Regions from separate parts of the Mus musculus genome. Here region 2 is linked to region 1. A link is a loop called in an ENCODE intact Hi-C map of the cell type or tissue named here. Cell type or tissue: gastrocnemius. All regions are shown on one strand. Each heading gives the region's core, and the rest is flanking DNA. Links, peaks and the distances in the headings are about the cores only.

Region 1 (4,393 bases), core at 101-4,100:
CCTCCCTCCCTCCCTCCCTCCTTCCCTCCCTCTTTCTCTCCTTCCTTCCTTCCTTGGTTCTAAAACTGTTCTCAGAAAATGTTTGCTCATATGTAGGGATATTTTTAAATGTGGCATATTTTTGTAAAATTGCCTTTAGGAAAGTCTGTCACCAATATGAATCATTTTGACACTCTGGGAGGAGTCTGCTTTTGCATACCCTAGCCATACCTGTTATTTTCAGTCTTTACATGTCTGCAGGCCCTGGTACACCTGGCCTTGCTGCTTGCTCTTGAGCCATGTTCCCTCAGGACCTGAGGACCTCTCCTCAAAGCTGCCCACTCTTAGCCTTGCTTCCCTGGCAAATGGCCATATCACCCCGAGTGTGCCTCATCTCTTCTAAATCTTTTGATCATTTTATTTATGTATGTGTATGAGTGTTTTGCCTGCTTGTATGTCTGTGCAGCATGTGAGTGTCTAGAAATTGTGGAGGTCAGAGAAGGCATCAGATTCCCTGAGACTGGAGTCACTGGACTGGAGTTAGGACAGTTGTGAGCCATTATGTAGATGACAAGATTCAAACCTGGGCCCTCTGCATCAGTAGCAAGTAGTCCTAACCACTGAACTATCTCTGCAGATCCTTTTGATGGTTCTTTGTTCAACTTTACTAGTCTGCTTGTAACCTGGTCTTGCTCTGCTAGGCCAAAATGTCTTTCTTTTATTCCTTGTTGCTGTTGGGATTATCTTTGGAACCTAGGAAGGAAGGAAGGAAGGAAGGAAGGAAGGCCCTTCTATGATTCATCAAACTTTTGTTTGAGTCTGAATGGCATCTATAGTTGGGTCACAGCTAATCCTACATAGATAATACATCAGATTCCAAGGATCCCAATGACTAAACCTACATAGATAATATTCAAGGACATCAGGTCCCAATATTGGATTGTTAGGATCAGGGAAGAGAATTATCCTGTTCCAGGAAATGACACTCCTCATGGATATGACTGATCAGCAAACTGTCACCAATAAACTTTCTCTAGCACGGCATCCCAAGCACCTCACCATCTATATGAGAAGCAAAAAGAGCCTAACAGCCTTGGTGTGTAGGTGAGAGCTGTGTGGCCATATCATGCTCACTTAGGAAATATTTATGTCAAGCAGAGCAGGACATGGGCCGGAGATGTGTGAAGCTTTTATTAAAAAGGTGATTTCTAAGTGAACTTTAATAAGGATTGGAGAGGTTCTGGGCTCCCACTTATATTGGCTGGGACTGACATAGCTTCTTGCGTGAGACACATTTCAAGCCTTTAACCAGTTTCCCACTTCTCTGAGGTGGAGTTTCTCACTTTTCAGTTGTTAGGTTGGATACCTACTGGCCACAGGGAGATCCAGAGTCCTTCCTCGGTGTTTTGGGGGAGATGTTCCTTAAAACAGCAGAAGTTCTCTCAGAAAGGACTACTTGGGCATTAGGAGCTGCTGTGGTAGCTAACATTGCCCACACATTCTCCTGGGGCAATAAAAATTCCCAGGCTGTTTCAATTCAGTCTGGATTCTGTTTTCTTTCTCCTGTGTCAGGACTAAAAGGGCCACAATTGCTTAGCAAGGAATTTGACTTCATCTTTGAAAAATGAATAGAAATTAGAAGGGAAGGGAAGGGGCAAGGTTTATTGCAGGTATCATGAATGAAGATGGACTAATGTTGAGCTGGGTGTGGTGTGCATGCCTTTAGGAATAGTGTACCCTGGCTCTCTGTTCATCTTGTCTTGTATGTTCAACCATGAACTCTTACCGCGATATGCCTCATCACAGGCTCAAAGCACAAAGCTCCAAGTGCCTTGGTGCATTCAGAGGCAGAGGCAGAGGCAGAGGCAGAGGCAGAGGCAGAGGCAGAGGCAGAGGCAGAGGCAGAGGCAGAGGCAGAGGCAGAGGCAGAGGCAGAGGCAGAGGCAGAGGCAGAGGCAGAGGCAGAGGCAGAGGCAGAGGCAGAGGCAGAGGCAGAGGCAGAGGCAGAGGCAGAGGCAGAGGCAGAGGCAGAGGCAGAGGCAGAGGCAGAGGCAGAGGCAGAGGCAGAGAGGCAGAGGCAGAGGCATGCTCATCTCCCACTCGAGGTCAGCCTGGTCTACAGAGTGAAAAGACGAGGGATGGGAAAAAATAAATTAAATGAAGATGGGCTTGTGTTTTGAACCATCCTTTTGTAAACCATCTGCAAAATTCCAAACAACCCTCAAGATGCTGTTACTGCAGTTGCTGTTTCCATTTTCAGATAGGGGAGAAAACAAAATAACGTCCATGGAGGTTTAAAATAAACCAATAAGTAAAAGATTTAAAACTTATTCTGGTCCTCTTAGCTACTGAGAGGCACAGCCTAGCCTCTGTTTCTGTCCTCTGACCAGAGATGTCATCAGAAATTTTGCATAACTAACGTGGCACGGGTGCAACTGCAGAGATTGGCTAGCTCTCATTAAAGCCAACATCACTTCTAGAGGCGACCTGATGCCATCTTCTGGCCTCCACAGGCACCAGGCATACATATGGGGCACAGACCTACATGTCGGAAGAAACATCCATACACATGACATTTTTAAAAAGAAAAGAGGTGGGATGAGGTGGGAGGCGGGACCCAGTGGGAGGGTCACTGGGCGTTTTGACTCAGAAGGGAACAGTGGGGTGACTTTTTGTGAAACCAAGTTGTCATAAATGTCTGTACCTGGGCCACCAGTCTCTCCATGGCTTCCTATATAGAGATGTTTGCCCCTCTCACACAGACTCTTATTCTCCAGGTGACCCAGCCACAGATGCCTCTCCAGAGCCTGAGCGAGTCTGCTTTATGTCTAGCCTCCCCAAACACAAGCTAAGTAAACCTCTTTTCTTTACAAAGCTACCCCATCTTCATTTCAGCAATAGAAACCTTGTGAGTACAATCACATTCTAGCCCGAGGAATGACTTGGCTTGTCACTGAGGGACTCTGGATGCTGAAGTGCCCGGCACCTGGAATACCTGAGCACAGATGATAGTAGCTCTGCTCTGGCACTTATGAAGGGAGAAGATGTTGGTATCCAAATCAGACCATCTTTCTGTCAGCCTGTCCATCATAAGAGTGAGGTGGAGCCATGGGATCCCACAGAGGACTTGCCAAGTTAGCATTCAAATTGGTTCCTCTACACTGTAGAATATATGTGATTATGCTGGGAAGATGGTAAGTATTATTTCATTTTCTTTTTAAAAGTGTGTGTGTGTGTGTGTGTGTGAGAGAGAGAGAGAGAGAGAGAGAGAGAGAGAGAGAGAGAGAGACAGTGAGAGAGAGAGAGAGAGAGAGAGAGAGAGAGAGAGAGAGAGAGAGAGAGAGAGAGAGATGGCACCAGTGTGGATATCAGATGTACCAGTCTAGCCAGAACGAAGTCAGTCCTCTGATGGAAGTGTGAAGATGATTAAAGAAGAGCTAGAAAAAGGATGCAAGACACAGATACAGGAGGGCTGCAGGTCAATACCAAGCCAGCAGCGAGTGTATTTCTCATTGCCTTCTTATACTAGAGTACCATGGGAAGCAAAGCCACAAGCTAACAGAAACAACTTGTTGAAATATACACAAGACATTTGTTTACACACAAAAAAAATTCCCTGTTCCTTCCACCAAGTCAATAAAATCTTAAGCCCCTCGCCCCTCACCTTGAGCCTCAAGTGCACCTCTTTTATTCTCCATGCCCCAGAAGGTGGGAAAATCTGCCAGCAGGCCCTGACCTGCCTTGACTCTGCCTGGCAGACAGACTTTTCTTCTCTCTCTTTTTTTCTCTCTGCTTCAGAGAAGCAGCAACTGGCTCCCAATAAGCAGAGTCCATTCTTTCCTTCCACCTTTTTGTGGGTGTTCTGGGGATCAAACTGAGGTTGTCAAATTTGGGTGGCAAGCACCTTTACCTGGTTTTGAATGCTCCCCTCTTCCTCCTCCTCCTCCTCCTCCTCCTCCTCCTCCTCCTCCTCCTCCTCCTCCTCCTCTTCTTCTTCTTCTTCTTCTTCTTCTTCTTCTTCTTCTCCTCTTTTATTTATTTAGTATGTGTATTAGAGAGAGAGAAAGTGAGAGGGGAGGGAGAGAGAGAGTAAGGTAGAAGACAACTTGTGGGATCTGATCTTTCCACCATATGGGTTCTGAGGTTCCTTCTTAGGGTGTCAGACGTGGGCAGTGAGCATCTTTAACTGAACAAGACAGCCCCATCTTTTTTTTTAAGTTGTTTTTTCTTTTCTTTTACAATAGGGTTACACTATGATCTGGGGAAAAAAACCCCTCTAAATATACATTTGCATAATAACTCTTAAGGACTATTCCAGGGACTAGGGAGATGTCTCAGTGGGTGAAATGTTTGCTGAGCAAGTATGGGGACCCAAGCTTGGATCCTCAGCACCTACATGAAAGTTGTACATGGT
Region 2 (4,393 bases), core at 225-4,224, 54 kb before region 1:
AGTCTGACTGTCTTCATTACTCTGAACTATGATTTTACTTCCCATAAGAAATAGTCCAGGCTGGCCCACTGGGTAAAAGCACTTACCCGCATGGTGAAGGAAAGAGCTGACCCTGAAGATTGTCCTCTGACCTCCACATGTGCACTGTGGTATACATGTGCCCTTCCCAAATAAAAAAATGTAATAAAAAAAAGATATAACCCCCTAGACCTGGCATCGTGGGTGCAGTATGTGCATGTTCTGACTGTCCCTTTTTCATCTGCTCCCTATGTCAGAGCTGTCATGAGTGCTTGGCCATGTTACTCCTAGCAGACTCTCAATGCAGCCCCCTAAGCATTCTGAGCAGTGACTAAAATTACAGCATGTCAAGACCATGGATACAGACTGAAGCCAAGGGAACGGCAGTCCTTTTTCTGGCCCAGTCTATGGGATGTTGTATACATAAAAAAAGAATTTGTTTTTCGTCTTAGACTCCTGGGGCATAACTTCTAAACCCTTGGAATTCCCTAAGTGGTAGGGATGTCTATAGTAGTCATGGTGGGCCGTGGGTCACTCCCAAGTTTATACGAACAAGGTGACTGTCGGTGACTGTTGTGTATGGGCTGGATAATGATCTAAATAACCGTATTTTCAGTTTTGCGTGGATGAGTTTATTAACCATAAAGAAAGCCAAAGTAAAAGAACAAATAGAAGAGATAAGAAGAGAGAGAGAGAGAGAGAGAGAGAGAGAGAGAGAGAGAGAGGAGATAGATAATAAATACCAAATTAGATGCTCAAAACATCCAGCAACAAACCAACTAGGGCACTCTCGTTAGACAATCTGGGGTGTGTGGTAGAGTAGCAGTCAGATCAGAATATCCTCTTAGGTGAGGCTTCCTAGCAAAAACACAACAACAGCTCCCCCATCCCCTGCTGACCCACAGCATGACATGCTGTGGTCCCTCAGTCTCCCCAGGTTGCCTCCCCAGGCATGGCACAGGGCCCCCCACTCTATGGCAACAGCAAGACACAGCATGCTCGACTTCATGCTCGGCGCCAAAGCTGATGGTGAGACCATTCTGCAAGGCCTTCAGTCCACTTTTCAGGAGCAGGGGATGACAGAGTCAGTGCACACTTGGCAGGACCATGGATATTTAGCAACGTACACAAACAAGAATGGCAGCTTTGCCAATTTGAGAATTTGTCCACATGGATTGGTGTTGCTGGACCTTCAGAGTTACAACAGTGATGTGCAAGGCAAACAAGAAACTGACAGCCTTTTAAACAAAATAGAAGAAAAAAATTAAAGAATTGAGTCAAGACAGTACTGGGCAGGTGAAGCAATTACCACCCATAGTTTGAGGAGGGGCCATTGGCAGATACTGGCTTACTGCTGATGGGCGCCTGGTTGAGTATGACATAGATGAAGTGGTGTATGATGAAGATTCACCCTATCAGAACATTAAAATTCTACACTCAAAGCAGTTTGGGAATATTCGCGTTCTCAGCGGGGATGTTAATTTGGCAGAGAGTGACTTGGCATATACCCGGGCCATCATGGGCAATGGTAAAGAAGACTACACTGGCAAAGATATATGGATTTTGGGAGGTGGGATGGAGGCATATTATGTGAAATTGTCAAACTGAAACCAAAGAGGGTCACTATGGTAGAGATTGACCAAATGGTCACTGATGGGTGTAAGAAATACATGCAGAGAACATATGGAGATGTCTTAGGCAATCTTAAAGGAGACTGCTATCAGGGTCTTATAGAAGACTGCAACCCAGTACTGAAGAGGTACGCCAAAGAAGGGAGAGAGTTTGATTATGTGATTAGTGATTTGACAGATAGCTGTCCCTATCTTTGCATCTCCAGAAGATTCCACACGGGACTTCCTCAGACTGATTCTCCACCTGTCAATGAAGGTTCTGAAACAGAATGGAAAATACTTCACACAGGGGAACTGTGTCAACTTGACTGAAGCCCTGTCGCTCTATGACGAACAGCTGGGGCACCTGTATCATCCTGTAGAATTCTTAAGAGAGATTGTCTGTGTCCCTTCATACTTGGAATTGAGGGTATTTTACACTGTTTGGAAGAAAGGTCAGCCTTAAAGATGAGCATCCCCTGAATGTGTGTTGCAAGCCTCCTTCCTGACCTCCACATGCCGTATATGCCATCAAATGAGCCAGGCAACTGCTCATGAATTCCTTCAAGTGTTTTTTAATTATTATTTTTAATTTTAAAAAGCCAATGGGGAAAATGTATATTTTGATGAGTTAGGATGTTAATTTTTTAAAGTCAGCTGAAGGACAATTAGACAGCCCAGCAAAGACTGTGGAATGTACTGACCCCCTAAAATGTGATTTTAGTATCCTTTTTTCCTCTGTGTGGGGTTGGGTTTTCATTTTGGTTTCAGTAGACCTTTAATTTGGACATGTGGAGGAATGAACATCATTGTTTTGTTCTGGAGAGACGGTCCTGATAGTGTTTCTCCCCTCTCACCCCCAAATTGACTTAGATATTAAACTTTGGTGTTTTTAAAGGTTTAAAAAGAGTGATTACCAGTGCTTCCATTAAAATGACAAAGGAAAAAAAACACAACAACAGAAATGTAACATCATTAAAGGGCGTGACCTTTTAATATAGTTCTTCATGTTGTGGTGACCCACTCCCAACTATAAAATTATTTTTATTGCTACTTCATAACTGTAGTCCTGCTACTGTTGTGAATCGTAATGTAAATGTCTGATATGCAGGATATATGATCCCCATGAGAGAGTCATGACCCACAGGTTGAGAACCACTGCTCTAAAGGCCTCTTCTTGTGACTCACTCTTACAAGTTCTTTACAGTAAAACTGTAACCATGGGAAGAGTGTTTGTGGCTCTTCCACAGGACTTTAGTTCAGTTCCCAGTACGCACATCAGGTTCCTGACAACCACCTATAGTTCCAACCCCAGAGAAATCCAAAACCTTCTTTTGGCCTCTCTGGGAAGCCACACAAACATGGCATACAGTCATAGGAACACCAAATGACACACAAATAAAAACAAACCATTTTAAACCCCATTGAAATCACATCTATAATGTGTGGTGGCTGCTTTGTTTTGTTTGTCCTGAGAGTATCAAAAGAAAATTATCAAAGAAAAGGGGGTAAGGAGAAACCCTGATTTTTTTTTAGGCAGATGAGTAGCAGTTTGGGAACCCCTAAGATTATAAACTCACATTAGAAGCAATGGTAGTCTTTGGGGGGGCTGTGTCCTCAACCTGCGAACCTGCTTTTGCTAGGAATAGCTGGTGTCAGGATTGCAGCTCAGCTCAGCTGATGTAAAAGCCAGAGGAAGCCACCTACCCCCTTCTTCCCCCCCCCCAGCCCCCCGGCTCTCAGAGTTTGTAATGTCCTGGCACGGAGGGTGTCTCTGAGGACAGTGAACCTTGGATGACCTCACCTGCCTTTCCAGTGAGGACATCCTTCCTCCACGATAACCTCAAAGAAGCAAGGCTTTGGGAAAGTTGTGAGCTGTATTTTTCCCCAGTGGCTAATAGGTATAAAGGTCACATTCATAGCCTTACTACGAAACTCTTTCCTGTACTGGCTCCTGCAGTAGTTTCTATGACCCAAGCTTCAGAAAGGGCCTCATGTGTCATAAACAAGCATAGCATAGGGTGCTGTGTGACCTGTTGGATGCTACTGCTTTCTTTGCATAACACTGGACAGACCGGGCCTGCCACTAGCTATGGTTTCACAGATCTGGCTTGCCTCTAGCTATGGTTGGACAAACCTGGCTTGTCTCTAGCATGGACAGAGCTGGCTTGCCCCTTGCTATGGTTGGACAGTTTGCTCATTCAAAACACTCACAATGAAACTTAATTACTGCAAGAGCATTAATAGATGGGTCCTTTGTGGTGACACATGATTATGATCGCAGCAGCTCCAGGCCAGCCTCAGTTGCACAGTGTGGTCTAAGGAATGGGGAGGTAGTTTAAGAGGTGTCAGAGAATGGGATTAACATTACCACCTGAATGGATCTGAACCCTCTAACTCTTCATTTATCTTTCCCTCCACCTCCTCTTCTCTCTTTCTCCTTTTCCCTTCCTTCTCTAGCATTTCTGATTTCTATCCACCATCCACCGTGTTATGATGTAGCAAGAGGCCCTCACTAGTTGCTAGTACCTTAGTTCTAAACTTCCCCACTTCCTGAACTAGAAGTCAATAATATTTATTTATTTATTTATTTAAAATCTTTCCATTATTTGGAAATTACTTGGGCTGTGGCCTTCTATCACAGTACCATGAGAGTCACAATAGACTTGTGACTCTCAACAAATTCTCCCTCTCTCCTCTGCCTCAGTCAGTGCCCTACAATGCTGAATTTCATGACCTGCCTCATCCAGGCTTTTCTCTGGCTT

The links. A loop is a pair of places that touch in the nucleus more often than their neighbours do. Peaks named below come from ENCODE experiments on the same cell type or tissue, not always from the same donor. Only the 100,000 strongest peaks of a DNase experiment are listed, where the experiment ranks them.
Region 2: it touches region 1 in a loop (2.1-fold over the local background); 1 of 42 quality-filtered maps calls a loop at or near these places.

The regions. Positions count from the first base shown.
Region 1 is chr6:72,016,273-72,020,665 of GRCm38, reverse strand. It overlaps 9130221F21Rik (RIKEN cDNA 9130221F21 gene), which reads left to right. Exons shown (of 3, transcript NR_046180.1): 2 at 2,757-3,173. Among named protein-coding and RNA genes, the nearest start is that of 9130221F21Rik, 24 kb to the left of the region's middle. In gastrocnemius, for the core only: a CTCF peak has its summit at 2,482 (motif pointing left); no DNase peak of the experiment used is centred there; H3K27ac peaks cover 245 bases.
Region 2 is chr6:72,070,753-72,075,145 of GRCm38, reverse strand. It overlaps the pseudogene Gm8952. Among named protein-coding and RNA genes, the nearest start is that of St3gal5, 25 kb to the left of the region's middle. In gastrocnemius, for the core only: no CTCF peak of the experiment used is centred there; no DNase peak of the experiment used is centred there.